Regions from separate parts of the Homo sapiens genome. Here region 2 is linked to region 1. Evidence: read pairs that join two places in POLR2A ChIA-PET (ENCODE). Cell type or tissue: Panc1. All regions are shown on one strand. Links, peaks and the distances in the headings refer to the core of each region. The heading gives the core; the rest is flanking DNA. Region 1 overlaps NRG2 (neuregulin 2). Region 2 overlaps ANKHD1-EIF4EBP3 (ANKHD1-EIF4EBP3 readthrough).

Region 1 (14,709 bases), core at 7,772-10,271:
CCTAAGGTCATTCTCTTCAAGTCACCCAGCAGTTGCTGGTTAACTTACATAAGGCACAAAAAGATAAAGAAGATACATCTTTTGCTGCAGCTCCATCTTGCACTCAGGAAGCTCACAGTCTGGAGGACCGCACACACACTTGCCCTCCTCCCCCATCCGACTATGCCAAGTGATAGACTAGGCCTTTATGTTTACAGAAGAGCAATGAACTGCTACAGAAACACAGGAGGCCATGATTCATTCCGACTGAGGGGATCAGAAAAAGCTTTGAGGAGAAGTGGAATCTCAGCTAAGCCCAGAAGGAAGAGGAGGCAAGAAACTGACTGAGAAGAGGAAATGGAAAGGCATACTAAGCCAAGGAAACAGAATGAGCAAAAGCACTAAAGGATACAAATGTAAAATTTGTTTGAAATTGTCAAGTAGATCATTTTAGCTATGGCAAAGAGTAAGTGTGAAAGAGTGGACTGAAGGATCACAGATAGGTAGGGGCCAAATTGTGGAAGGTCTTGCATGCCCTGTGAAGAAGTTGCTCTTTATGCCACAGGAAATAGGAAGCTATTGAAGATTTTGGGGTTGGGAAGAGATAATTACTCTGTTTTAGAAAGTGAATTCTAGCAATAGATAATAGAAGAGAACAGAGAGTCTGAAACTAGGGAATTCCATTTACAGCCGCTAAGGCAGGCTAGGTGAGATGTAAGTATCCAACTAGAAGCCAGGCACAGTGGCACATGACTGCAGGCCCAGCTACTTGGGAGGCTGAGGTGGGAGGATTGCTCAAGCCCACGAGGTCCAAGCTGTAGTATGCTATTATCACACCTGTGAACAGCCACCGTACTCCAGCCTAGGCAACACAGTAAGATCTCTTCTCCAGAAAAAAAAGAAAAGAAAAGAAAAGAAAGAAAGAAAATAAAAGTTCCAACTAGAGCATCATGAATGAAAAGAATTGGATTGGGGAGACTTTGCAGTAGTAAAAACTGTCATGACTCGTCAATGTCCTCTATACAGAGGATAAGAGTGAAAAAAGAGTCAAAGATGATTTTGACATTTCTAACAGCTTGGAAGACTAGATAAATGCTGTTATTTAGGATAGGAGTGTCCTAAACATAACAGGGTATGGCAAGAAGATATTGAGCTCAGTTTGAGAATTTTTGAATTATATCTTTTGTTAAGACCCCGGAAAGATCAAAGGCAATGCCTCGAAGAATGTTTGAGACAAACAAAAGTCCTTCCGTGGGTCTTTTTTGTTTTTGTTTTTGAGACAGGGTTTCACTCTGTCCCCCAGGCTAGAGTGCAGTGGTGCAATCACAGCTCACTGCAGCCTCAACCTCCCAGACTCAAGTGAGCCTCCTGCCTCAGCCTCTAGAGTAGCTGAGACCACAGGCATGCTCCACTATGCCTGGCTAATTTCAAAAAAAAAAATTGTAGAGATGAGGTCTCCATATGTTGCCCAAGCTGGTCTCAAACTCCTGGGTTCAAGCAATCCACCTGCCCTGGCCTCCCAAAGTACTGGGACTACAGGCATGAGCCACTGCACCAGGCCTCTCCATAGATCTTAAGAATGTGCCCCACAGATCCTTTCTATTAAATAATAGGAATTCTACAAATCTTAAAGAGCATTATCCCACTGCAGCTTCAGAGGGAACTCAAAGTAGAGAAGAGCTTATGTTAAGAAGATTCGTGGGCGTGGCTTTTGTCTAAGGCAGTAAACCCCAATAGGATTCACCGGAAAAACCATACACTTTTTAAAAGAAGTATATAGTAGTCCCCCCTTATCTATGGTTTCACTTTCCACGGTTTAATACAATAGGATATTTTGAGAGAGAGACCACATTCACATAACTTTTATTACAGTATATATTGTTATAATTGTTCTGTTATTATTATGTGTTGTTAATCTCTTACTGTGCCTAATTTATAAATTAAACTTTATCATATGTATGTATGTGTAGGAAAAACATAGTACATATAAGGCCTAGTACTATCTGTGGTTTCGCACATCCACTGGGGGTGGAACATATCCCGCATGGATTGGGGGGACTACTATACTAGCAGGAACATCACCAGCTTGGATGAAAAGGGACATCTACAAGTAGGAAGCAGGCTGAGAAAACTGCTTAGCTGCAAACACAGGCTACATGTTATGGGAAAAAAAGAGTAATTCAGAGGACAGAACCAGGAGCCACAGGGTAGAACAACAAACAGTGAAGAATCATTCCCAGGCAATAGGACTGAGCCCTACTCACATGCCAGGCTGGATTTCAAAACTGCTAGGGACTAGCGACTAATGTTGCCCTCCTTTCTAAATGGAATCATCTACTGTAGATAGAAAATTAAAGAGACATGACAACTAAATGTGATGTAGGATTCTAGATTGGGTCCTGGACCAGGAAAAGGCCATTAGTAAGACAACTGGCAAAATTTCAATAAGGTCTATAGATTAGCTAATAGTATTGCATCCGTACTATTAATGTCCTGGTTTTAATCATTTTACGTGTTGTGTCATTTGAGGAAGCTAGGCAAAGAGTATTTAGGAACTCTGTACTATTTTTGCAACTTTCTTGTATTATAATAAGTCTGAAATTATTTCAAAATCTGAAGAAAAAAATAAAAATAGTCATTTTAAAATGTAAGTGTTACCAATTTTTTAAAACAGGCATCTGTAGTAGTTATCCCAAATCTATCCCAGTGTTGTATTTGGTGTGGAGGACAGATAACTTGTCTCTTGAGTTCACAGTCTTCAGATCAAGAGGAGCAGTACTCGAGTTGCTATACCCACGGAACTGCATTGAGGAGTCTCAACTACACATAGACCTGATTGAGACGATGAGACCCTGGCTCCTGAACCTGAGCCTGATGCCATAATAGATGACACATTGGCCAGGGGGCCAGGGGGAGGTTTTGGGTGGAGATGAGTATATTTTTCATGTGTGAGGAATATAAATAATTTGTGCCAGAGGTCAAACTGTAATGTCCACAAATTCTTTGACCGTCCTTCCACCAAAAGGTGGTGTGTAATTCTCCTCCCCTTGAATCTGGTCAGGTCTTAGTAACTCTCTTCTAACAAGCAGAGTGTGGTGGATGTGATGCTATGTGACTTCTGAAGCTAGACCCTAAGAGACAATAGAGCTTTTATCTGGCCCTCTCTTGGGATGCTTATTCCTGGGCCTAGCCATGGTACTGTGAGGAAACCCAGGCAAGGTCCTTGGTCCTCAGACCCGGCTACACTCCCAGATGAAATTCCAGCCAGAATTATATGCTTGACATGTCAGAGAAGAAACTTTGAAATGACCTTGTCGCAACTAGTGTCTGACTGTTCAGCCACCATCTGACTAAAATACATGAAAGATACTAAACCTCCTAGCTGAGCCCCTCAATTCCCAGGACTGTGAGAGATTATAACAAATAACTGTTGCTGTGTTAAGCTATTCCATTTTGGGGTGTTTTGCCATACCACAATCGATAACTGCCATAGGCAGGTAGAAACTGGGACTCAAAAAAATTAAGGGACTTTTCCCAAGTTCACACAGCGAGTAAGAAACACAGTCAGGAACAGAGTCACATACCCATCCGAATCAAAAGCCATTCTCTTTCCACTAATGACAGACATGACAGTAATTGCAGCTAGCCTGCATTGAATGTTTTCTATAAGAAGGCACTGTTCTCTAAGCACTTCATGTGGAGTAACTCACCAAATGTTCATCACAATGCTATAAGGTAGGTATTACTGTGAGCCCCATAATATAGTTGGGAAACCTGAGGCACAAAGAGGTTCATTAATTTTCCCCAGGTTATCCAGCTAGTAAGTCACAGAGTAAGGACTCGCCTTTAAAAGTCAGCTCCAGGCTGAGGCAGGAGAATTGCTTGAATCTGGAAGGCGGAGGTTGCAGTGAGCTGAGATCGTACCACTGCACTCCAGCCTGGGTGACAGAGCAAGACTCTGTCTCAAAAAAAAAAAAAAAAGCTCCAGCGTGCAGCTGTAACCATTCTGCTATGAACAGATGAAATCTTCAAATCAGATTTCATAAATTGAGAGGAGAACCAAGGACAACCCCTAAGGGACTGTACCCTCTACAAAGTGGTCAAAAGAAGACATGGTGATTGAATGACCTGAGAAAGAAGGGAGAGGGGAAAGAGGTGTGTCAGAAAACCAAACACTATGACAGCATTCCTGGAGGAACCCATGGCAGGATCCACAAACCAGCTTCAAATTTTAAGGCTGACTGGGTCAACTGCAAGCCAACCATAAGGCTCCCCTCCCAAAGCCACATTGCTAGTAGCAAACTCCTCCACAGAAAGTAATCTTTGAACCCTAGAATGGAGAGTTATGTCATTGGATTACTCCCTGAGTCATGTGGACAGAGCAGCACTATTGATCGCCCTTTTCTCCCTCTTACAATGACAACACTCACTCCTACTCTGGAAGGATTAGGCTGTTATTTAACTTCAGACATGAGAAAAGTAAACTCTTATACTTATAAAAATATATATGGTTCATGACCTTGACCCAAGGAAGCCCATCAAACCCACTGGGACTCTTTACCAACTCAATGTTTTCTTTTAGACAGAGCTCCCTAGGATGCACTAGTTTTAGGTGATCCCTTTACAGAACTAATCAAAACCAATGCCTTTAACTTTTTTACCTCTGTACGACAAGCTCTGGATGTAAGGCAGACCATTCACCAGAGGCCCTGAGGCTGTAACACCACACAGGAGAAGCGCAAAGCCCACATTGTCTGTGGGCATAGGTGAAGCAGGGGCAAGCCTGGCAGAGGTGAAAACAGCACTTCCAAGGGAACCAGTCTCAGCTCCAGCTCCCGCTTGCCCTTTCAGTTGACTGAGTGTAAACCATACACAGTGGAAACCTACTCAGATAATTTACACAGTAAGAAACAAATACGGAAAGCTCACTTCCAATCTGGGAGCCACCCATGTGCCTCCCTTCAACTTACAAATTAGATTCTTTCCAGCAGAAAGACCTTTCTCCTTTCTCTCAGAGGTGGTGGTGTCTGGCTCTGCCCAGATGGTAATACTACTTGGCTCTACATGGTGGGATTTTCTTAGCATTGGCCTGAATCACCTGGGCTGAGCTCTGGAGGTGCCATCTGAAAGGAATCTCTGTCAGTACTTGGCCAAGACAACTTAATGTATATGTTACTAAGAGACCAGTGAATGTTACTAGCCTTTTTGGAGAAAGGATTCCTTTTGAAAATGAGACCTAGAATTATGGAAGATGACTTCTGGAAAAAAAAACTCCATGTTATGTCCAAAAGAATCCAACCTAAGGGAAACTCAGCCAGATTTACTGGATTTGGTCCCACCCTCATCCTATCCCAGGATTATGCCTACCTCCCCATTAGGCCTGTCAGACCTGAGGTCTAAGGAAGAGTTGGGAATTTTATACCAAAAATTTCTGGAAATTTTCCTGATTCTTGACAATGGGGGCTGAAGAACGGATGTTACATTCAGAGAAGAGCAATTCTATCAGCAGGCCTAAGCAGAAAGGAAGGAAGCCAGGTGGGATGAAGTGGGAGAGGTGAAGCCTCAGGTAAGAGAGGGTCAGAAGTAAAACCCATACAAACAGACTGTGAAAAAGAAACCAACCAACAGTAAGCAGTCTGACAGGCTGTCTTTGGAAGTCCCAGAGTCCTTTAAAAGAAACTCTTCACTTATGGGCCTTGGATTCAGCCTGTAACAACCGGATCCTGTAATGGTCTGAGACTCCTTTCTTTCTTTTAAAAAAATTTTTATTTTCACTATTTTTCCCCTAAAATCAAATCAACCAATAACAATGCTAGAAAAGTTGCCCTGGATGCAGCCTTGCTGTTTTCTCTCATCCAGAGACAGGGATTCAGACATGACAGATCATCTGCTTAATCACTACCTGTTCGATCCTGACTGGTAAATAAACCCTCCTCTCTAAAGCCATACAAAGTAACTCCAGAAAAGAGGCATCAGTGGGGCAGTGCTTAAGAAATCTATTGCTGGTCTAAGCAAGTGCGGCAAGGTGCTGTATTAAGATCATACCTATGGCCAAAGGCACCAGTGGAAGGGACTCAGACTTAAGGATGCTGAGTGCCAGAGCCTTCTGAAAGGTGGTGTCTAACAGTCCTTGGGAACTTGGAGCTGGAGGAGAAGCCCACACCCTACCCAATACTTCAGCCAAGCAGACATGGCAGAAAATGCCTCATTTCAAGGGAATGGTGTAAGAATGAACATGCCAAAGGAGAAACATTAGGAGAAAGGATTGAGCTCCCACCACCCCCTTTCAAAACAAAAACCAGTGATCAAAGGACCAGCACTGGCCTCCAGAAGCCCCCAAATTGTCTACTAGGCAAAAAGGTGCTACTCCTAATTCGTGATCTCAGCTTACTACAGAAAAGGAACCTGGTCATACCTCTTACCTCTGAAGGTATTCAGCCTGAAGCATGAACAGGCCAGATTAAGAGTGTAGCTAGGCATTCCAGTGAGAGACCAGAATAAGGAATATCCAAAAAGCTCAGGTGGCAAGTGAAACTGGTAAATTTTGCAGAATGCCAACTAACCAAAACACAGAAAAAGAACACAAGCCAAAATATTGACATACATGAGGAAAAGTACCTAGAAATCATTCTAAAACTCAATAAAAGAGGACAATTACTTGCAAGAAAATAAAGAAACTATGGACTATTGAGAGAAAAAAAAAATAGAACTGAAACATGACCAAGAAGCAAAATTCCGCCCTCATCAAAATGTCCAAAGGTACTTTCCATGGTTGTCCCTTAGCCTGGGCTGTCATTTGATGAATCTTGAAATGTGTCTAGGAAAAAAGTGGGCAGTAGAGAAAGCAAATGCTCCCACTGCTCCCTTTTTACTTGGCAATACCAGCAATCAAATATTAACTTCACCATATTTTAAATTACTGCCCCTAAAGATCTTACCACCAGGTAAACGAGATAAGATACTGGCCCATCAAAAGATAATTAGCAATGTGTGGCATTAAATGATAAGTGTTATATACATAATATAGGCCACAAATACTAGGACTTTAAGAATAAGAAAAAATAAACACTACTTCTTGAGGTCAGGGGATTGATGGCCAGCCAAGGACCTGAGGGGTAATAATAAACAACAAATATTTAAAGGAAGAACCCCCAAATATATTACTTTCTGTGTTTTCATTTTCTGTAAAACGAAGATAGTGATAGCACTTAATATAATTGTATGGGTATTAAATGAGATCATGCATGTAAAATAATTAGCAGTCTTTGTCCTACAAACACTTAAAGAGTAAGTTTCATACTTTCATCAGGTTTCACATATCAATTAATTATTTAAAATAAAAATAAAATCACACAAACTCAAAAAATGTCACCTGTTACATGATCACATCTCTATTCCTCTGACCTTGGGAAGCCACCAGATATATTACAACTCACTACAGAAACAAGAAAAGGATGAATGATTCAGTGTGAACCCACTCCCAACCCTGGAAACCCCCAAATCAAAGCAGGATGAGTCAAGGACCCTATCTGAAAATAAGGAAGCTTTCAGCCATTTTCCAGGGACTTTCAGCAACTTCTCCTGACAACAGTAAAAATGTAAGATAAGACCTACCGAAGTCAAAGAGCAATCCTGGCAGGACTCCAGAACTTGGTTCACCCCACCAGTATGATGGGAGTTTGAAAGAGACACTGTGAGTATGGGTCTTAGTCCTCCCATTTGTGAAACAGAGAAAAACAGTATCTATCTTCAGTCTTCTCGAAAAATTGACCAGCACGTACCCATGAGCACATCAAGATCTGTGGGCTACTTGGGATCTCCACAGAATGAGCATTCATATCCTGGGACTCACAAGGGTGTCTCCACAATGTGACCACACACATAACCCATTCTCTTCTCACCACCACCTCCACCAGATCCAGCCCAATAACTCTCAAGTTGAAACAAATGGGAATATCTGGGTGAAAAACATAGTTGTTCATAAAACTGTTTCCTCTTGCCTCCCCCTGGTCTGCTTCTGGAACTTAATATTTTCATTTACCTAGTCTTCCTGCTCACATTGGTTAATAATTAACATTTTTCAATCAAGTGATATGTTAATTATTTTACATGCATTATTACATTTAATACTCATAGCAATTCTATAAAGTGCCATCACTATCTTCATTTTACAGGAAACTAAGATGCAGAAAGTAACTTGCCCAATATCACCCAGCTGGAAAATGCAAAAGACGGTTTCCTTTTTTTTTTTTTTGACATGGAGTCTCGCTCTATCACCCAGGCTGCAGTGCAGTGGCGCGATCTTGGCTCACTGCAACCTCTGCCTCCCAAGTTCAAGTGATTCTCCTGCCTCAGCCTCCCCAGTAGCTGGGACTACAGGCCTGTGGCACACCACACCCAGCTAATTTTTTGTATTTTTAATACAGATAGGATTTAACCATGTTAGCCAGGATGGTCTCGATCTCCTGACCTCATGATCCACCTGCCTTGGCCTGCCCAAGTGCTGGGATTACAGGCGTGAGCCACCATGCCCGGCCACAAAAGATGGTTTCTAAACCCGGGTCCATCCAGAGCTCAAGCTCTTAGTCATTACACAGTTTTGGGTCGACTTTTTTTTTTTTTCTGAAGGAAGGGCAGCTATGAAAAACTTTTAGCTAAAATCATACTTAATCATGAAAGTCTGAATGTTTTTCTGCATGAATAGAAAAAGAATGTCTGCTCTTACCACTTCTATTCAACATTGCACTTTGGCAGTCCTAGCCAGTGTAATAAGGCAAGAAAAAGAAACAAATGAGAAACAGATTAGAAAGGAAAATATAAATGTCTTTTTTTCATTGACCACACAATTATGTACATAGAAAATCCCGATTAATATACAAAAAGAAAGTTAATAGAACAAATAAGTGAATGTATTCAGGTCACAACATACAAAGTCAATATATGAAACAAAACAAAACAATGATATTTCTACACACTACAATGAGTAACTGAAAAATGAAATTAAATGAATAATACCATTTATAATAACATGAATAGAATACCATAGCAAAAAAAACCACGAAACTTCCAGCTAAATTTAACGAAATATGTGCAAGACCCATTCACTGAACTACAAAATGTTACTGAGTTACTTTTAACCTAAGCCTTCAAATACTACTTACATAATTAAGAATAATTAATCAGTCTAGCATTCAAGACTGATTAAAATATCACCCTAGGCTGGACGCAGTGGCTCACACCTGTAATCCCAGGACTTTGGGAGGTCAAAGTGGGAAGATCACTTGAGCTCAGGAGTTCAAGACCAGCCTGAGCAACATGACGAAACCCTATCTCTGCAAAGAAAGGAAGACAATATCACCCTAATCTACCTCTCCAGGCTCCTCATTTTCATTCCCCTTTCATTTTGTTTTTTGTTTTTTATTATTCCATAAACATCCCCCCTCTGCTACTGAGAATGCTGCTCTTGCTGCATGAAATAATCAATTGATTCATCTCTATCCCCAAACTACTCTCACCTCAACTATCTCTGATTATTGGAAACCCTTCTCAAACTACTTCTCCAAGAAACTTTCTTTAATCTTCTAACCAGATATTATCTTTCTTTCCTTTTTGACTCTTCTCCTCCTCCCAAAAGCACTATGTTGGCATATTTTACAGTGTTTATCATATTCTAAGTTAAATTACTGTTATATGATTGTAAGCTCATCAATGATGGTGACTGTATCTGATGCAGCTCCTCTAAAGTAACTTGTTCTTTACACAGAATATATATTTAAATATTTGTTGAAGCAAACATTGAAAAGATTGAATTAAAAGAAAGTTATTTTTGTAATAAAACTTTTGGGATACCAAATTGCATCACTGTCACAATAGAATTCATGATGTCCTGACTTTTGCATGGGCTGGACCAGATGTTTAGCCATTTTGTGACCTTCCTCTCATTCAATTCTGAGGAATGTCAATTCAGCTTGGCTTCTGTTAGTTGGATCAATATCAAGATCAAGACCAAGTAAAACATCCCAGCATAAAGGACAAAGACAGATCCTCAGTCTTTATATAACAGATCAGGGAAAGAAGGTGTAAGGGAGCCAGTGTCCTCAGCACAGGGCAGGAAACTGTGAATGATAAACAGAACCACTGTGGATTCTGTTTCTGGGGAGAGAAAAAAAAAAGTAATCTGATCATCACATCTTGGAGGTCTGCGTTGCTTGCAGAATACAGAAACTTTCTACAGTACCTGTGCCTCTGCTGCTCTAGAAACATCTGCAAGGGTAAATGAAATGTTAACCACCAGTCCTGCCCCACACTCAGGAGGCTAGCAGCACAATCAGGTCCTGAACAGAGGCATAGAGCAGAGCTGACAGGCTCCGGAAGTGTCAGGCCTCTGTCCCAGAGAAGGTCCCTGGAGAGGCCATTTGGATCTTCCTGCATATACAAAGTGGGAAGGGAATGTTACTGTAGAATGGAGCTCATATGCCACACTCTCCCAACTAGCCAGAGAAGGAAGGCTCCTTAATTTAACTTCATTTCATAATTATCAAAAACATTATAGCTGATTAGCAGCAATTAATCACACTCCATAAGTGCAAATTTGTCTTTTGACCCCAGACTGGCAAAAGCTTCCTAGCTCTTTGCCTGGGTACAGAATGTCCTTTCATGTCATCCTAATACCTTTTAATCGTCCTCTATGTGTGCTTCAGTTCTTACAACCTGACATGGAGCTCTAGTTCAGCAAGATTCATCTGCGTGTATTACTGTTTTTAAAGAAGTCTACTTTAATTAAATATAAAAGTCATTGTTCAAACTTGTCATAATTTAGCACTTCTACCGATTAATTCATCTACTTTCCCTAGTTTCCTAAAGAGTTGCCTGTATCATCTCTTGAAATTCATAAACTGGACTTATTTCTATGTACAAATTCGAAAAAGTAAGTGGGAGGAGAGGGTTAATTTGCTAGCAACAAGTAAGACAGAAATCCCCACACCATATACACCCATCCATCCAAACACAAAATTTGGGGGAAATTTCTTTTACTTTTAGTGCAAATTATACTAACAGCACTTCAGATCTTGCAAAGAAAGATCTAAGAACAAGTTGTTGAAAACTGCACTGGGGAAACTTCAATGATACTGATATCACCATTCCTTTCACAAATTTTCAAAATTGCCAAATGCCACTAAGCAAACAGCGCTTAGAGGGTTAAGACTTCTGCTGCTTTGATATTTGCATATTTACTTTTTTCCTATGTATCCAAATGGCAATTCCCTGATCCTCTGAAATTTTAACACTATGTTCCAATCAGTTACTTTAAACGTACTTCAGAACAGTATTCAGGTAGCTAAATTCCCTGGGATTGTACCAGCTGTGCATGAATATGGTCAAAATCAAACTCTTCATTGACAACTGCGGTCTCTGTCTTCTGAATGAAAATCAAAGCAATCATGCACTGTGGAGTTTTCTCTTTTTGTCTGTGAAATCATGTGATCTCCCACATGGACTCTACTGTGAGATCACCAAGCGTGTGAAACAATAAGAATTGCTGTATGGGTTGAGATGCAGCCCTAAATCTCAGTGATAAACCTTTGGATCTCTCCTTTGAGCATCCCAGTTAAGACTTATACAATGTATTGTCAGGGAAAACTTAACGGCAAAGTATCTGAAAAATAAGTTGGTATTTTCATTCCTGAGTCCAGAATTATATTTGTGAGGTAAGGTATTGAGGAGAAAAGAGGATCCTTTAATAGATACTTGAGATAGAGGACTCAGAGATCACTGGAACTAGGTAGATAAGATCTTGGGCCAGGTTAAGAAAATATGTATTACCTGGGAAGAATTTACCACAAAATTGGCTTAATGGCAAAATTAACATTCTCCCTCTGTTGAAAGAAAATTTAAGACTACTTTGGGCCGGGCGCGGTGGCTCACGCCTGTAATCCAAGCACTTTGGGGGGCCAAGGCGGGTGGATCACGAGGTCAGGAGTTCGAGGCCAGCCAGGCCAAGATGGTGAAAACCCGTCTCTACTAAAAATACAAAAATTAATCGGGCGCGGTGGCGGGTGCCTGTAATCCCAGCTACTCAGGAGGCTGAGGCAGGAGAATTGCTTGAACCAGGGAGACGGAGGTTGCAGTGAGCTGAGAATGTGCCACTGCACTCTAGCCTGGGCGACAGAGCAAGACTCCATCTCAAAAAAAAAAAAAAAAAAAAGACTGCTTTGAAAAACATTGTGTTTTTAGAGAAACACACACTTCAAGAATAAATTATTCCTGAATATTTTACCACAGAGCCTTAAAGCGGGGTAGCTGAGAACAGGGATTAAGAAGGAAACTTTTCATCATATATTTTTATGTATTTTCTGAATTTTGAGCCATATAAATGTGCTACAGCTCCAAAAATATAAATATAATTTTATAAAGAAAAAACTAATTGATATTAGGAAATAAAATTAAAATGCCCTAGATAAAACAGGATAGTAAAGGGGAAGCACACTTGCTTTGATTAGGGGCCGAGAGGAAGTTAGTCACCTAGATTGTTAATATACCACCATCCCTAGCTCTCAAACTGTTTGTTAATTCAAACCGACGGTTGTTTTATTTTTGTTTAAATTTGGGGGTGGGCAAGTAGTAATCTACCTTCCAAAAGAAAAAAAAATAAGAGGGTCTTTTCCAGCAAGATCTTTATTCTCCAGTGCTCAAATCCCATTAACACTAATCAGCACAATGATTAAGCACATTGTGGTTAAGTACTCTAGTTGATAATGATTCTTTCGGAAGAAAGGTTCCCATAGCGACAGGTAAAGGCTATCATCAAACTCAGCTTTTCAGCACAGGACTTGATGTCACAGGTCAGAGAGTTAAGATTGTTTTAGTTTTAATCTGGAGGCTTTCTTTAACTTCACTTGACTTTATCCATTCAAATGACACTGATGGAGAGTCCTTCTATAAACCAGGCAAAGTACGAAACGCGGCAGGGCAGGAGAACTAGGAGAAAGAAGACCTCAAAGATAAGCTATTGTTCCTACCCCAAGAATGCAGTCTGCCGAGGAAAGCAGCCACTACAAGAAATAATGACATTAGGGTGGTAATTCAATCGTTAAATCTACAACCATGCCTTGTCCTCATCACTAGGACTGGTCAGTTTCTAATCTAGTTTCACTTTCCCATCTTCAAGCTGCAGCACAGCTGGGTTTCCAGCTGGCTGGGGAAGAAAAGATTCTTTAAATAAACAGCATTTAAAAAATATGTAGTCGCTTTTGCTATACTGAATTTTGTGAACCACCTTTCTCTAATATGTGAATCTGGGTGCCACATTAATTTAAAACTATCCTAAAGAATGTAAAAATCCTTAGGAATACACCTTTCCTTGTAGCAACAAAGTACACTATACACTGGAAAACTGCTAATCAGGAAATCCCAAAGAAAGAAATGATCTTCATTTTTTATGCTATTTACTGCATCTATTCAATAAGGAAACTGCTTAAAAACATGAATATAAGAAAACAACAAGATAGGGTGTAATTATACCAAAATATATGCAACCATCTTTTAAAATGCAGGACTATTTGCAGAACATGATGTTTTTATAACATTGTACAGAATTGCTAATCCCTGCAAGGCCTTTCTAACTCTTTTTCCTCGCCTTTCCACAGAAGGCACAGAAAACACCTCCCTCCATACAATGCAATCTTCTAAGAAATGCAAAGATTTTACTCAACTCTATCACCAGATGTACTCTTTCTGGATAAATGATACACATTAGATATGTAAAAATATCACTCTGGCAGGTCTTGCTCTTCCAGAAAGACCCCTGTCTACCTTTCCCCACCTTAGATCACAGACTTCAAGTCAACATTTCATGGTGGAAACGAGCCATTTATGAGGACTGATAAGAAGAGGTCCAGTGTGACCTCCTGCATTGATGCTCCTGAGGCCAATTTTTAAACACAATATTATCCCTCCATATTTTGCCCCCCTCCAAAAAAAAACCCACGGGCTTTCTAGGTGACTTCCCAGAGAACCACACCTCTCAGAACCTACACACACTCAGACCTGAAACTAGCTAAACAAAGCAACAATGCAACCTCAGTTGCTCAATGTAACGGCCATGACGACAGTTTCCAAGTGCCAGTTTCCCTATTTTGCAATGGGCAAATCTGCTCCAAGGAGAAAATGTTCCCAATGACCCTGTGGCCCAGAGGGCTTTCTTTAGAATAGAAAACAGAAAATGAATTTGTTAGTTATTTCCTGCTAAGCACAAGGACAGTGTTGTGGTTAGTTAGGATGATTTTGTTTCCTTATTTAATATAGCATTACCAGTACATGTTTTCTTTAACCACATAGTAGAAAACAAGAAAATGCAGTTTATGCTCTTCTGTTATATTATCACCAATTCCACAAGTCTCACAAATATGTCCTTTAATTTCTAATCCCCTTATATAAGGCTCCCCAAAATGGTACCTATTTATATACTTCCCTTTGAATATCAATTCAAAGCAATTTTTTTTTGCATTCTAAAATGTTTACTGCCATACACATTCCTGATCCTTGATAATTTGTGATATGTGAGGGCCCTTCCTTTACCAGTGATTGCAGTTCTAAATGTATCTTTTTAAGAACTATACTACACATGCTATTTTGATAATATGAGATGATCATAACCTAGAAACAGACCATATTTCTGCCCCTCAAATCTTTCATGATTTCTGCATTCAACTGTTAAGCTACTGAATACCC
Region 2 (16,521 bases), core at 5,267-7,766, 380 kb after region 1:
TTAGAAAATAATAAAATTATTACAAAATAGTTACTTGTTGAAAAACTCAACAATATAGATAGTAGGTATAAGGGGAAAAGTAAAAGTGCTTCTTCCCACCCCCATTAATTCTTCAAATTCTACCCTTCAAGGTAACCAATATTAAAATTTTTCATTCAGTAAATTTTCTAGGCCTATCTTTCTATGTATATATGTATATATGTTCATATACACATACTTTAAAGGCATATCAAATTTAAAAGTGTAGCTTTATATCACACTGAGGTTTTTTTCTTGAAGCAGGTGCTGTATTTACAATTATATAAAAGCACGCAGAAATTGTATTTAGCTCTGAAAATATAGCACAAGCTTTGTAGGGATTCCTTTTTCCCTGAAAATTACTTTTAACATCAAAAGCAAAAGTCATACAGAAATCCCATCCTGATTTTCTCCAGTAGGTAAGGAGTTGGGTCATATCCTTTAAGATTGTTTATGATCTATATATAATCTGTTTTTTAATTTTTAATTAAATTTTTTTTACCGTTATGTGTTTTGAGAGATGGGGGTCTCGCTTTTTTGCCCAGGCTGGCTGTTGCCCTGGCTACACAGTGCGGTGGCATGGTCATAACTCTATGTGGTCTCCCACTCCTGGGCTCAAGCAATCCTTCTGCTTCAGCCTCCCAAGTAGTCAGGACTACAGGGGACTATAGGTGTGCACCACAATACTTGGCTAGTATGATCTATAATCTAGAGCAGTTTCTCAAGAGCAACATATAGACATTTTGGGACAGAGAATTCTTTGTTGTGAGGGGCTCTCCTGTGCATTAGAAGCATCCCTGGCCTCTACCCACTAGATGCCAGTAGAACCCGATTATGATAGCCAAAAATTGTTCAGACGTTGCCAAATGTCTCCTAGGGACAAAATCACTCCTGGTTGAGAGCTACCGGTCTAGAGGCCACTCTTGTCAGGAATGGTAGTTTTGTTATACTCTGTATTCAAACTTAAGGTAAACAAGGTGAGTCACTGCTTTTAATAGCATTTCAGGACTTATGCTTATAACCTGAACAAGGGAGAAATAGAAGGTACTGAAAGGTTTAATATAAAACTAGCATGCACTGCTGTAAATTTTCTATGGTAAATGTATCATTTTGGGGAACTTTCACTTAAAATATATTATTTTTCAAAAAGTTCAGTTGTCCATGAAAATGAATTTTTAAAAAACTTTTATGGGGACTTCCAGTTTGTTCAAAGTAGAAATGCTTTATTCCATAAATTATCATTTGTAGTGATAACATAGGAAATATAACTTTGTATTCTAGTGGGCTAATTTTGGAGACTTTGGAAATGCTTATTGAATAAAAAGAATTATATGTTATTACTGTAACAATTTTTTTTTTTTTTTTTTGAGTCAGAGGAGCCTTGCTCTGTCACCCAGGCTGGAGTGCAGTGGCAGGATCTCGGCTCACTGCAGCCTCCACCTCCTGGGTTCAAGTGATTCTCCTGCCTCAGCCTCCTGAGTAGCTGGGACTACAGGCCCGTGCCACCACGCTCGGCTAATTTTTTGTATTTTTAGTAGAGACGGTGTTTCACTGTGTTACCCAGGATGGTCTCGGTCTCCTGACCTTGTGATCCACCCGCCTCAGCCTCCCAAAGTGCTGGGATTACAGGTGTGAGCCACCGCGCCCAGCCACAATTTTTTGTATGTTGCACAAATATCAACCTTTCACAAGCTTCATGATGTAAAGCCTTAAGACTTTACATATAAAATGATGCATTGATAAGTATATTTATGTGAATGGTGGGGTTGATGCAGAGTTGATTAGTATGGGTGGAGGAAAACTTTTTGGGAAACTTTAAGTATGAGAGGTTTTTGTTGTTATTAGTATATTTTCAATAGATAATTACATTCATATAGTTCATAAGTCAAAGTAATATAAGGGCAGATACAGTGAAGTCTCAATCTCACCCTGCTCCCACATATCTTGCTCTTTATACTTTTAATAAAAGTATTATATAGCCTTTCAGAATTTCTTTATGAAAATACAACTATGTGTATTTTCCCTACTGTTACACAGATGGTAAGATGCTATTTATGTGAAATTTTTAAATGGTAAATTTGAGAAGGATTTAGACTTTTTTAAAAAATTAAAGTGATAAATTATGTTATGAATGAAGGATGGAGGTGAGTTTAAGCACATTCCTTTCTGAGTCTATTTGTTAGTAGAGTGCTGATTGACTAGATGAATTCAAAATCAGTTCTGGCCTTCTGATTCAGTGATCACTAATATAAATAAAATATGTTACTTTAAAGAAAAGCAAAACAGTTTTAAACAGTTTTAGCCTTGAATTGGCAAGTAAACAAAATAAATGACAAGTTTACCAAATTTTTTTTTTTGGCCAAATTTACTTTCTCAGAACTAAAGTTGTAATAAATAAAATCAATTCTTTTTTTAAACCCACTATAAAGGAACTGTTTCAATGTATCTGTCTTCACAGACCTTATTGATCACATTTCCCTCTCCTATTGCTTGTCTATAGAGTCATAGAATCTTGGTGATAATCCTATCTCATCTCATTTTTAGGTAACTGCTACCATTTATTGAATGCTTATTATATACCAGTACCGTACTAGATACTTTCGTTATTTTATTTAATCGTTTCATCACCCCTTTGAGGTAGGTATTATCTACATTTTTATAGATGAATAAGTGTAGGCTCAGAGAGTTTTTAGAGTAATGAATCTAAAAAACAAAAAAATGGTTAAAATGTTATATGGCTAGTGACTGGTAAAGGTGGGATTTGAATGTGATACTGAATTTAGAGCCCATACTGTTATTTTGCTTCAAATTAAGAAATATGTAGTTTTTGGTTACCAAATGCTGTTTTTTAAATAAATCATTGTTTAGTTCCTATTGAAGTTTTCACAGATGTAAAGTAAAATGGAGAAAATAAGCAGGATGTAGTGAATTTCTAATGAAGCTATTTTTTCCCACTTTTTTCTATTTTGACAAATACTCTTCCTACTTTTACAAAATGAATTTTTAAAACTATCTGTACTTAACAGAATATCAACTGGAAACTTCATTTGGGACCCTGGATAAAAGCCTCAGAAGTCTGGGAACTGTTGAGCTAAATGACTTGCCCAGATCACACAGTTAATATGTAGCAGTCAAGACTGAAAAATAGGCCATCTGATTCCCATTCTAGTTATCCTACCTTCCAGATTCTCCTAACTTTCTTTTGATGCATTATATTAATGAGTTTAATTAGTTGCTTATAAATGCCTCTTTCAAACTATTATAGTTTATAATCCATAGTTGATCTTGTTGGAAAAGTTTTTTTTTTTTTTTGGCTGTTTTTTTTTTGGTTTGTTTGAGAACGGAGTCTCACTCTGTTGCCCAGGCTGGAGTGTAATGGTGCAATCTTGGCTCACTGCAACCTCTGCCTCCCGAGTTCAAGCAATTCTCCTGCCTCAGCCTCCTGAGTAGCTGGGATTATAGGCGGCCACCACCATACCCAGCTAATTTTTTTTTGTATTTTTAGTAGAGATGGGGTTTCACCATGTTGGCCAGGCTGGTCTCGAACTCCTGACCTCAGACTATCTGCCCACCTCAGCCTCCCAAAGTGCTGGGATTATAGGCTTGAGCCACTGTGCCTGGCCTTTTTTTAAATTTTTTTTTTTTTGAGACAGGGTCCCGTTATGTCACCCAAGCTGGAGTGCGGTGGTGCAGGAGTGCAGTGGCTCACGATCGTATGGCGCAATCACGGCTCAGGCAGCCTTGACCTTCTGGGCTCAAGCGATCCTCCCCTTTCAGCCTCCCAAGTGTCTGGGACCACAGGCGCACACCACCGTACCCTGCTAATTTTTAAATTAAATTTAATTAATTAATTTTTTCCGACACACAGTCTTAGTTGCCCAGGCTGGAGTGCAGTGGCGGATCTCAGCTCACTGCAACCTCCGCCTCCTGGGTTCAGGCAATTCTCCTGCCTTAGCCTCCCAAGTAGCTAGGATTACAGGTGCGTGCCACCATGCCCCGCTAATTTGTTGTATTTTTAGTAGAGATGGGGTTTCACCATGTTGACCACGCTGGTCTCAAACTCCTGACCTTGTGATCTGCCCACCTCCCAAAGTGCTGCGATTACAGGCGTGAGCCACCGTGCCCGGCTATTTTTTTTGTAGTTACAAGGTCTCATTATGTTGTCCAGGCTGGTCTCAAACTCCTGAGCTCAAGGGATCCTCCTGCAGTGGCCTCCCAGAGGGCCAAGATTACAGGCATGAGCTACCACGCCTGGCCGGAAAAGTTTTATATTTTTTAATGAAATTACTGTCATGTAGATCAGCATAAGAGAGTGTACCACTAGAGTATAGGGGGAGCACTATTCTAAAGAAATTTTGTAATGAACTTAATTGGAAAGTTCAGGTCTTTCATTATTCATTTAAAAAGGATTAAGAAATAATTAAAACCATTGAAATAGAAAGGCATATGCCCAACTTTGCAGCTTTGCCAATATGGGAAATATTTGTTTTACAATATTGTTATATTCCAATTATTTTGTAAAAATTGTAATCTGCTTTTCTATTGATAGTTACAGACAGTGCATGGTTCCTGTGAGTAAAGATCAATTGACTTATGATGATTGACTAGTTTACCTTTCTTCCTGCCAAGTTTACCTAAACCAGGAAGAAAGTAAGGTTGTATATAAAAAAATTTGTTGGACTGAAATTTAGCAACTATTTGTGGAAGAGCACATTTTGCTCTTCCTCTGCTACATAGACTTCTGTTCTCACAAAGTTTTCCACTTACTGAATAGATACTGTTTTCAGTAGTAGAAAGGATGTTTTTTTAAAAAATGTAGATATCCCACTGTATGCTAGTGATTGATTCATCTGTATTAGTATGCAATTTTGAAAAGAGAAAGGCAAGTATATCCCTAGAGGTTACCCCTAAGAACCAACTAAGAACCAAAGAGTTAAACAAGAAAACAGTTTATTAAGTTGCCAAGGTAAGTTTGATGTGTTTAAAAATTTACAATGAGGACAATTAGATTGAGAACGAGTTTGTTTTTTAGATTTTGGTAAAATATTCATAACATAAAATCTATCATTTTAACCATTTTTTTGTTTTTGTTTTAAAATTGTGGTAGAATATGTATATATAACATAAACTTTACCATTTTAATCACATTTATACTTTAACCACTGTACATGTATGTTAAATGTACAGTTCAGTGGCATTAAGTGTATTTACATTGTTGTGCAACCTTCACCATCAACCATCTCCAGAACTTTCTCATCTTCCAAACTGAAATTCTGTACTTGTTAAACAATAATTCTCCCATTCTCCCTTCCCCCAACCCCTAGCAACTACCATTCTACGTTTTCTCTCTATGAATTTTACTACTTATATAATTGGAATCATGCAGTATTTGTCCTTCTGTGACTGGCTTTGTTCTCTTAGCATAATGTCTTCAGGGTTAATCCAGTTGTTGCTTGTGTCAAAATTTTATTCTTTTAAAGTTAAATTCAATTGTGTGTGTATATGTATGTGTGTGTGTATATATGTACACACATGCACACTCCCTATATTTTATTTATCTGTTCATTTGGGTTTTTTTGTTTGTTTTGTTTTTTTTTGGAGATGGAGTCTTGCTCTGTCACCCAGGCTGGAGTGCAGTGGCACGATCTCAGCTCACTGCAACCTCCACCTCCTGGGTTCAAGTGATTCTCCTGCTTCAGCCTCCCGAGTAGCTGAGACTACAGGAGTGTGCCACCATGCCTGGCTAATTTTTGTATTTTTAGTGGAGATGGGGTTTTGCTATGTAGGCCAGGCTTGTCTCAAACTCCTGACCTCATGTGATCCACTCGCCTCGACCTCCTAAAGTGCTGGGATTACAGGTGTGAGCCACTGTGCCCGGTCTATCTGTTCATCTGTTGATGGACACTTGGATTGCTTCCACCATTGGGCTATTATGAATAATGCTGTTATGAACATAGATATGCAAATATCTCTTTGAGGCCTGCATTCAATTATTTTAGGTATATACCCAGAAATGGAATTGCTGGATCATATGGTAATTCTATTTTTAATTTTTTGAGGAACTGCAATACTGTGTTCTATATCAGCTATATCATTTGACATTCCTAACAGCAAAGCACAAGGAAGGGTTCTAATTTCTCCATATTCTAGCCAACAGTTATTTATGTTTGTTTTTTGATAATAGCAATTCTAATGGGTATGAAGTGGTATTTCATTGGGGTTTTGATTTGTTATTTCCCTAATGATTAGTAGTGTTAAGCATCTTTTCATATGCTTATTGGCCATTTCTGTATCTTTGGTGAAATGTCTATTCAAATCCATTGTACATTTAAAAAGAAATTGTATTGCCGATTAGGCACAGTGGCTCACGCCTGTAATCCCAGCACTTTGGGAGGCTGAGGCAGAAAGATCATCTGAGCCCAGGAGTTCAGAACCAGCCTGGGCAATATAGGGAACCCTGTCTCTACAAAAAGTAAAAAAAAATTAGCCAGGCATGGTGGCACATGCCTGTAGTCCCAGCTACTCAAGAGGCTGAGGTGGGAGGATTGCTTGGGCCTGTGTGGTCGAGGCTGCAATAAGCTGTGACTGCCACTGTCACTGCACTCCAGCCTGGGTGACAAGAGTGAGACCCTGTCTCAAAAAAAAAAAAAAATTGTGTTGTTTGTTTTTTATTGTTTAGTTGTAGGAATTCTTTATATATTCTGGATATTAATCCCTTATCAGATACATAATTAACAAATATTTGCCTTCATTCTGTAGCTTGTCATTTCATTCTGTTGCTGTAGTGTCCTTTCATGAACAAAAAGTTTCTAATTTTGATGAACCTAATTTATCTGTTTTTTTATTTTGTCGTATGCTTATGATGTCATGAAATTATTGCCATCTCCAGTGTCATGAAGATTTTCAGGCGTGGTGGTTCACACCTATAATCCCAGCGCTTTGGGGGGCCGAGGCGGGCCGATCACAAGGTCAGGAGTTTGAGACCAGCCTGACCAACATGGTGAAATCCCATCTCTACTAAAAAATACAAAAATTAGCCGGGCATGGTGGTGCCTGCCTGTAATCCCAGCTACTCAGGAGGCTGAGTCAGGAGAATTGCTGAACCTGGGAGGCGGAGGTTGCAGTGAGCTGAGATCTTGCCACTGCACTCCAGCCTGGGTGACAGAGCGAGACTTCGTCTTAAGAAAAAAAAAAAGAGTTTTATAGTCTAAGCTTTTAAATTTACGCCTTTGATACCTCTTTTTTTTTTTTTTTTTGAGATGGAGTCTTGCTCTGTCGCCCAGGCTGGAGTACAATGGTGCGATCTCGGCTCACTGTAACCTCCACCTTCTGGGTTCAGGCGATTCTCCTGCCTCAGCCTCCCAAGTAGCTGGGATTACAGGTGCACGCCACCACGCCCAGCTAATTTTTGTATTTTTAGTAGATAGGGGGTTTGCCATGTTGGCCAGGCTGGTCTTGAACTCCTGACCTCAAGTGATCTGCCTGCCTCTGCCTCCCAAAGTGCTGGGATTACAGGCCTCAGCCACCGCACCCAGCCGCCTTTGATACATTTTGAGTTAATTTTTTAAAATTTATTTTTATTTATTTATTTATTTATTTTATTATACTTTAAGTTCTAGGGTACATGTGCACAACCTGCAGGTTTGTTACATATGTACACATGTGCCATGTTGGTGTGCTGTACCCATTAACTTGTCATGTACATTAGGTATATTTCCTAATGCTATCCCTTCCCCCTCCCCTGACCCCACGACAGGCCCCGGTGTGTGATGTTCCCCACCCTGTGTCCAAGTGTTCTCATTGTTCAATTCCCACCTATGAGTGAGAACGTGCAGTGTCTGGTTTTCTGTCCTTGCAATAGTTTGCTCAGAATGATGGTTTCCAGCTTCATCCATGTCCCTACAAAGGATACAAACTCATCCTTTCTTATGGCTGCATAGCATTCCATGGTGTGCATGTGGTACATTTTCTTAATCCAGTCTATCATTGATGGATGTTTGGGTTGGTTCCAAGTCTTTGCTATTGTGAATAGTGCCGCAGTAAACGTACGTGTGCGTGTGTCTTTATAGCAGCATGATTTATAATCCTTTGGGTATATACCCAGTAATGGGATGGCTGGGTCAAATGGTATTTCTAGTTCTAGATCCTTGAGGAATCGCCAAGTTAATTTTTGTATATGGTATAAGGTAAGGTCCAATTTCATGCTTTTGCTTGTGGATATCCAGTTTTTTAGCACCATTTGTTAAAGACCATTATTTTCCCATTGAATGGCCTTGGCATCCTTGTCAAAAATCAATTGACCATATATAAGTGGGTTTACTTTCTTGACTCTCTGATCTATTCCATTGGTCTATATGTCTGTCTCTTTGCCACCATCCTCTTTTGATTACTGTAGCTTTATAGTAAGTTGAAATTAGGAAGCATTAGTCTTTCAAATTTGTTCTTTTTTTTAATTTTAATTTTTTATAGAGATGAGGTCTTACTATGTTGTCCAGGCTGGTCTCAAACTCCTGGCCTCAAGTGATCCTCCCACCTTGGCCTCCTAAAATGCTGGGATTACAAGTGTGAGGCACCATGCCTAACCTGTTCTTCTTTTTTAAGATTATTTTGACTATTCTGGGTCTTTTGAGATCCCATATTAATTTTAGGATGGGTTTTTTTTTTTTTAATTTCTGCAAAAAGTGCCATTGAGATTCAATAGGGATTGTATTGAATCTATAGATTGTTTTGGATGAGAAAAACTTTTAATACAAATTTTATGTAATTGTTTTATTATAATAATTATTAGCAAATCAAAGGACTTGATCTGGACAAAATATTAAAAAGCATCTATGATGGAGAGGCTGCCAGACTCAGTCAACTGATGTTCTCCCTGAAGCCATTGAACCCAAAATAACATGGGATGTTTACTTTGAGTATATGTTTTTGAAATATAATCCTTATTTTTTCCTGATTTATCCTCATATTGACTAATTTGTGAGTGATCAGGATATGTCGTATATTGATTAAATGCTAGAAAGAATATTCTTTATCCTTTATATGATTAGATATGAGCTCAGTCTTGGAAAAATTATCTCAATATGGTATTAAACTTAGATAAATGAACCTGTAGTTATCATTATGACAAAGGAGCAAATCCCAAAAGGGACAGTAGTGGATACATTCTCTTTTTTTTTGGTTATTATTTATGTATTTATTTATTTAATTAAACATTTTTTTAATTAAAAAATTTTTTAATTTAAAATTTTTAATTTAATTAATAATTAATTAAAGACAGTGTCTCTGTCACTCAGGCTTGAGTGTAGTGGCACGATCTTGGCTTACTGCAACCTCCACCTCCAGAGCTCAAGCCATCCTCCCACCTCGGCCTCCTAAGTATAGCTGGGACTATAGGTGCATGCCACCATGTCTGGCTAATTTTTGTATTTTTTGTAGAGATGGGCTTTGCCATGTTGCCCAGGCTGGTGGTCCTGAACCTCCTGAGCTCAAGCAGTCTGCCTGCGTCGGCCTCCCAGAGTGCTGGGATTACAGGCATGCGCCACTGCACCCAACCCAGTTACTTTTTATTGTGATATAATTTCAAACTTACTGGAAAGTTGTAAGAATAGTACAAGGAACTTTTCCCATATAGTCTTTTTTTTTTTTTTTTTTTTTGAGACAGAGTCTCGCTCTGTCGTCGCTCAGGCTGGAGTGGAGTGGCACAGTCTTGGCTCACTGCAACCTCCGCCTCCTGGGTTCAAGCAATTCTCCTGCTTCAGCCCCCCGAGTAGCTGGGATTACAGGTGCCTGCCACCACGCCCGGCTAGTTTTTTTGTATTTTTAGTAGAGATGGGGTTTCACCATGTTGTCCAGGCCAGTCTCAAACTCCCGACCTCAGGCGATCTGCCCTCCTCGGCCTCCCAAAGTGCTGGGATTACAGGCGTGAGCCACCGGGTCCAGCCTTCTTTTTTTTTTTTTTTTTTTTGAGATAGGATCTCACTGTCACCTAACCTGGAGTTAAGAGTGGCACAGTCACGGTTCACTGCAGCCTCAACCTCCCCAGGCTCAGGTGATCCACTTCAGCCTCCTCAGTAGCTGGGACTACAGATGTGCACCACTACAGTGGCTAATTTGTTTTTTGTATTTTTTGTAGAGTCAGGGTTTTGTCATGTTGCCCAGGCTGTTCTCAAATTCCTGAGCTCAAGCAGTCCTCCTGCCTTGGCCTCCCAAAGTGTTGGGATTACTGGTGTGAGCCACTACGCCTGGCCCATTGGTTTTTAATATATTCACAAAGTTGTATGACCATCAACTAACTATTCTAAAACACTTTTATCACTCCCAAAAGAAGCCGTGTACTCCTTAGCAGTCTTTTCCCATTCTCACCTTCCCCCAGCCCCTCATAATCACTAATCCACTTTCTGTCTGTATGTATTTGCCTAATCTGGGCATTTCGTATAAACAGAATCATATAATATGTGGTTATTTGTGCCTGATTTCTTTCACTTAACATATTGTTTTAAAGATTTCTACAATATTGTAGCAGGTATCAATACTTTTTGTTTTGCTTTTGAGTCCGAGTCTTGCTCTGTCACCCAGGCTGCAGTGCAGTGGGGCAGTCATATCTCATTGCAGCCTCCAGTTCTTGGGCTCAAGTGATTCTCGTGCCTCAGCCTCGCGAGTAGCTGGGATTACAGGCATGTGCCAACACTCCTGGCTAATTTTTGTATTTTTAGTAGAGATAGGGTTTCACCATGTTGCCCAGGCTGGTCTCGAACTCCTGGCCTCTAGTGATCCACTTGCCTTGGCCTCCCAAAGTGCTGGAGTTATAGGCATGAGCCATCATACCTGTCCTACTGCCAATTCTCTGCAGCTGTACTATTTAACATTCCTACCAGCAATGTACAAGAGTTCCATTCTTCTCATCTTCACTAACATTTGTTATTTTTCTTTCTTTTCTCTCTTTTTTTTTTTTATTACAGCCATTCTAGTGAGTGTGAGGTGGTATCTAATTGTGGTTTTGATTTGCATTTCCCTAATGATTAATGATGTTGAGCATCTTTTCATGTGCTTATTGGTCATATGTATATCTTTGAAGAAATATCTATTCAAATATTTTTCCTGTTGATTGGGTTTTTTTTATAGCTATGTGTTTGTTTTTTCTTTTCTTTTTTAAATTTGTTTTAGGAAAAAAATTCTGGATGCTAGTTCCTTAACAGATCCATGATTTGCAAATATTTTCTCCCATTCTGTGAGTTGTCTTCATTTTCTTTCTTTCTTTTTTTTTTTTTTTTTTTGTTTTTGAGATGGTCTCACTCTGTCACCCAGGCTGGAATGTAGTTGCCCAATCATAGCTCACTGAAGCCTCAAACTTCTGGGTTCAAGTGATCCTCCAACCTCAGCTTCTGGAATAGTTGGGACTATCAGCATGTACCACTGTGCCTGGCTGATTTTTAATTTTTTTGTAGATATGGAGTATCAGTATATTGCCCAGACTGGTCTTGAGGTCTTGAACTCCTAAGCTCAAGTGATTCTCCTGCCTGTCTTTTCTTTCTTTCTCTCTCTCTTTCTTTTCTTTTCTCTTCTCTTTCCTTTCTTTTTCTTTCTTTCTTTCTTTCTTTCTTTCTTTCTTTCTTTCTTTCTTTCTTTCTTTCTTTCTTTTTCTTTCTCTTTCTTTTTTTCTTTCTTTTCTTTCTTTCTTCTTCTGTCCTTCCTTCCTTCCTTCCGTCTGTCCTTCCTTCCCCCTCCCCTCCCCTCCCCTCCCCTCCCCTCCCCTCCCCTCCCCTCCCCTCCCCTCCCCTCTCCTCCCCTCCGCTCCTCCTCCCCTCCCCTCTCCACACAGTCTCCCTCCCTCTGTTGCCCAGGCTGGAATGTAGTTGCTCCATCATGGCTCACTGCAGCCTCAGCCTCTCAGGCTCAAACAATTCTCCCCTCAGCCTCCCAAGTAGCTGGACTACAGGTGCACACCACCATGCCCAGCTAATTTTACTGTTTGTACAGACAAGGTCTCACCATTTTGCCCAGGCTGGTCTCAAACTCCTGGCCTCAGGCAGTCCTCCCGCCTTGGCCTCTCAAAGTGCTGGGATTATATGCATGAGCCACCATACCCAGTCTTGTCTTCACTTTCTTGTGTCACTTGAAGTTTAAAAATTTTGATGACGCCCAATTTATATATTTATCTTTTTGCTTGTGCTCTTGTTGTCATGTCTAAGAAACCATTGCGTAATCCAAGATGACAAAGATTTATGATTTATGCCTGTTTTCTTCTGAGACTTGCATAGTTTTAGCTCTTACATTTAGGTCTCTGATCCAATTTGAGTTAATTTTTATATATAAGGCGTGAGGTAGAGGTCTAACTTGATTCTTTTGAATGTGCATACCCAGTTTTTTCAGCATAATTTGTTGAAAAGACTATTTCTATCCCCCTTGAATTGTCTTTGCACCCTTTTCAAAAATCAGTTGACTACGTGTGAGGGTTTATTTCTGGACTGTCTGTTCTATTCATTGATCTATATGTCTCCCTATGCCAGTTCCACACTGTCTTGATTACTGTAGCTTTTTGCAGTAAGTTTTGAAATGAGAAAGTGTAAGTCTTCTGACTTTGTTATTTTTCATTGTTGTTTTGGTTATTCTGGGTTATTGGTTATTGGTTATATTCTTGTTCTCTTGATGTGGTCTTTAGGAGAGGTATAGTAGGAGGTGTTTAATATGATGCAGAATTTGTGGTAATAGACAAATGATTCAACCCCCTCCTTCCCACTTCCATAACATTCTAGCTCTTGAAATTTCTGTACCTTTCTATATGCTGTAGGTGGGGAGAAATTCATGTAATTTAAACCATGTAATTTAAATTTGCCAGACTGCTAGGAGAACAAGTTGTAGTATCAATGTTTGTTTTCCTTTTTTTAACCCGTTTACCCTGTGCATCCCCTCTCTCACAAAGCCTGAGTATATGTTTTAGAAGAGGTAAGACCGAAGAGGAAGGAGATGGTTGGTTTGGGTAGTTGTCTTCTGAGTGGACTAGTCTCCAAGAAGAATATGGACAGAATTTCTTTTTCCAGGGCAACAAACAAATGGATAATTGGAATAAACTATAAAACATGGTAATTAGAGTTTTTACTTTTTTTTTTTTTTTTTTTTTTTGAGACAGTTTCGCTCTTGTCGCCCAGGCTGGCGTGCAGTGGCGTGATCTCGGCTCACTGCAACCTCTGCCTCCTGGGTTCAAGCGATTATCCTGCCTTTGCCTCCTGAGTAGCTGGGATTACAGGGGCCGGCCACCACACCCAGCTAATTTTTGTATTTTTAGTAGAGACGAGGTTTCACCATGTTAGCCAGATTGCTCTCAAACTCCTGACCTCAAGTGATCCACCCACCTTGGCCTCCCAGAGTGTTGGGATTACAGGCTTGAGCCACCGTGCCCGGCCGAGTTTTTGCATCTCGTAACACCTGCTTAAGGAGGTGTAAATTCAATGTTTAAGTAACATACAGTTTGACTTCCAAGCCAGTATTGTCACAGTCTTATCACTTGCTCTAATGCTTCTAGTTTTGTTAGGTTACTAATTATTTCAGCTCAGTGAACAATAAGAGTCTGTACTATATTTTGGTACCTGTCTTACTTGGGACTTGACTGATAGGTTAGCAATGAAAAGTTTATTTTCTTTTAGTTTGAAGAGACCATTATTTGAGGCTATACTTAAAATCATGGATTTGACCTATTACCAACCCCTCAACAGAATTTAGAATTATATGATGATATAGTATCACGAGTACTATTGTATATATCTCCTTGTTGCTGATCTGTTGAAATTATTCACTCATTCTCTACAGAAGAAAATCTTGGTTAATTTGGGGTAGGACTTCTTCATGAACTCACATTTTGCATAACAGAATTATGTCCTTTAAAGGTTAGAGTCCTTGGTAGTTTAAGAATTCTGATTGGTATTTTAGAGTGGATTGATTGATTGAGACGGAGTTTCACTCTTGTCGCCCAGGCTGGAGTGCAGTGGCATGATCTTGGCTCATTTCAACCTCCGCCTCCTGGGTACAAGCAATTCTCCTACCGCACCCTCCCGAGTAGCTGGGATTACAGGCGCCCACCACCACGCCCGGCTAATTTTTTGTATTTCTTAGGAGAGATGGGGTTTCACCATGTTGGGCAGGCTGGTCTCAAACTCCTGACCTCAGGTGATCTGCCTGCCTCTGTGTCCCAAGGTGCTGGGATTACAGGCATCAGCCACCACACCTGGCCTAGAGTGGATTTATTTATTCACAATTATTTATTTAGAGCCTACTATTTGTTAAGCTTTGTGCTAGACTTTGGACTACAAAGATGAAAAAATATGTTCCCTGTCCTTAAAGACATCAGTCTTCCAGCACTTTGGGGGGCTGAGGCACTTTATGTTCTGGGCGGATCGTGAGGTCAGGAGTTCGAGACCAGCCTGATCAACATGGTGAAACCCCGTCTCTACTAAAAATACAAAAAATTTAGCAGGGTGTAGTGGTACGCACCTGTAATCCCAGATACTCAGGAGGCTGAGGCTGGAGAATCGCTTGAACCTGGGAGGTGGAGGTTGCAGTGAGCCAAGATTGCACCATTGCACTCCAGCCTGGGTGACGGAGCAAGACTCTGTCTTGGGGGGGAAAAAAGACATCAGTCTTTTCAGGAATATTAATATTCCTGGTAATGAAAAAAGAAGGTAAATTATTGTTTATTTTTTGAGACAGGGTCTTGCTCTTTCGCCCAGGCTGGAGTGCAGTGGTGCGATCATGGCTCACTGCAAACTCTACCTCCTGGGTTCAAGCAATCCTCCCACCTCAAACCTCCCCTTCCACACCCCACCCCTGCAGCTGGGACTACAGGCATCCGCAGCCACACTCCACACTCAGCTAATTTTAAAATATTTTTTGGTGGAGGTGAGGTCTCAATACCTAGGGTAGTTTGGAAGTTCTGGCCTTAAGTGATCGTCCTGCCTTGGCCTTCCAAACTGCTGGGATTACAGGCATGAGCCACCATGCCCAGCCTATTTATTCAAATTATATTTGTCATTCTAAACTCTTTTTAGATATTAATAAATTGTATTTGAGTGTTCTAGGCATTGTGCACTTTAATTGCATCACCTCATTTAATTTTCTCATGGTTCTGTGACAGTCCAAGATACCAAATTCAATGTGTGGATCATTGCCCTGTGTTAGTTGGATGATCACTCTAAAGATTGATATTTGAGTGTCTTGCTTCAGGAGATTGATGGGCTCTAAGTGGCAGGTTTAAAGGGGCAGTAATTTAAAATGGAAGGATGCATAGTCCATCAGCATAAGATTGTCTTGTGCTTATTTTTGAGCAAAACCACAACTGCTCCTTATTATGTTCTGTAAACTCGCCAAGCCTGTGATGCTTCAGGGCCTTTGGCACTTCTGGTTCCCTCTGTCAGGTACATTCTCTTAGATATCCATGTGGCTTCCCTTTCACTTCTATTATGTTTCATTTAAGAGACCTTCCAACTATTAATACCTACTGTATGTATATTGCATAAACATCTCAGGCTCATTAATTCTAAAACTGAACTCATACTTTCCCCTTGCACTCCACTATGATGAATGTGTCCCCCAAAGTTCATGTGTTAGAAACTTGGTTCCTAGTTCAACAGTGTTAGGAGGTTGGGCCTAATAAGAGGTAACTGAGTCATTAGGACTTCTCACAGGAGCTGGTTAACTATCCTGAGTCGCTTTATTGTAAAGCACATTTGGCCCCCTCTTCCATTAGCTCTCTCTCCCATGCTGTCTTGTCATTCTGTCACTCTTTTGGCCAAAATCCTTCCCATTTCGTAGATAAAGGATCCAAATTCCTTGGTATGGCAGACATAGTTATTTAGGATTTGGCGTTGTCTATCTTTCCAACTATATCCTTATGCTCTATTTGCTTTTTATATTCTAGCCATACTAAATTGCTGTAGTTCTTAGAACATATCAAGCTCTTATATACCCTGGTATATATACTTCCACTGCTTTGGCATCAAGAATAATAATACTAGCTACTATATATATATAGAGAGAGAGAGAGAGAGAGAGACAGAGACAGAGATAGAGATGTATCACACACACATCTATATATACACACACGCACTCATCTAGACAATATCTTGTTCTGTCATCCAGGCTGGAATGCAGTGGCTTGATCATGGTTCACTGTAGCCTTGAACTCCTGGGTTCAAGTCATCTTCCCGCCCCAGCCTCCCAAGCAGCTCTGACTCCTCCGGTGCATGCTAGTATGTCTGGCTATTTTTAGTTTTTAATTTTATTTTTTGTAGAGATGATATGTTCAAAAACTACAGCAATTTGGTATGGCTAGAATATAAAAAGCAAATAGAATACAACAAGGATATAGTTGGAAAGATAGTCAAAGCCAAATCCTAAATAACTATATGTGCCATACAAAGAAATTTGGATCCTTTACCTAAGAAATGGGAGGGATTTTAGCCAAAGGAGTGATATGATTGATCTGGTATTAGAGTTAGTGGGCTTGATAATCTG

Evidence for each region. Peaks named below come from ENCODE experiments on the same cell type or tissue, not always from the same donor. Only the 100,000 strongest peaks of a DNase experiment are listed, where the experiment ranks them.
Region 2: POLR2A ChIA-PET joins it to region 1 with 7 read pairs; 2 of 35 experiments call an interaction of 5 or more read pairs at or near these places.

The regions. Positions count from the first base shown.
Region 1 is chr5:140,025,744-140,040,452 of GRCh38, forward strand. The region is part of intron 1 of NRG2 (neuregulin 2); the gene reads right to left. Among named protein-coding and RNA genes, the nearest start is that of NRG2, 10 kb to the right of the region's middle. In Panc1, for the core only: no CTCF peak of the experiment used is centred there; no DNase peak of the experiment used is centred there; H3K27ac peaks cover 642 bases.
Region 2 is chr5:140,408,183-140,424,703 of GRCh38, forward strand. The region is part of intron 1 of ANKHD1-EIF4EBP3 (ANKHD1-EIF4EBP3 readthrough); the gene reads left to right. The region is part of intron 1 of ANKHD1 (ankyrin repeat and KH domain containing 1); the gene reads left to right. Among named protein-coding and RNA genes, the nearest start is that of ANKHD1-EIF4EBP3, 15 kb to the left of the region's middle. In Panc1, for the core only: no CTCF peak of the experiment used is centred there; no DNase peak of the experiment used is centred there.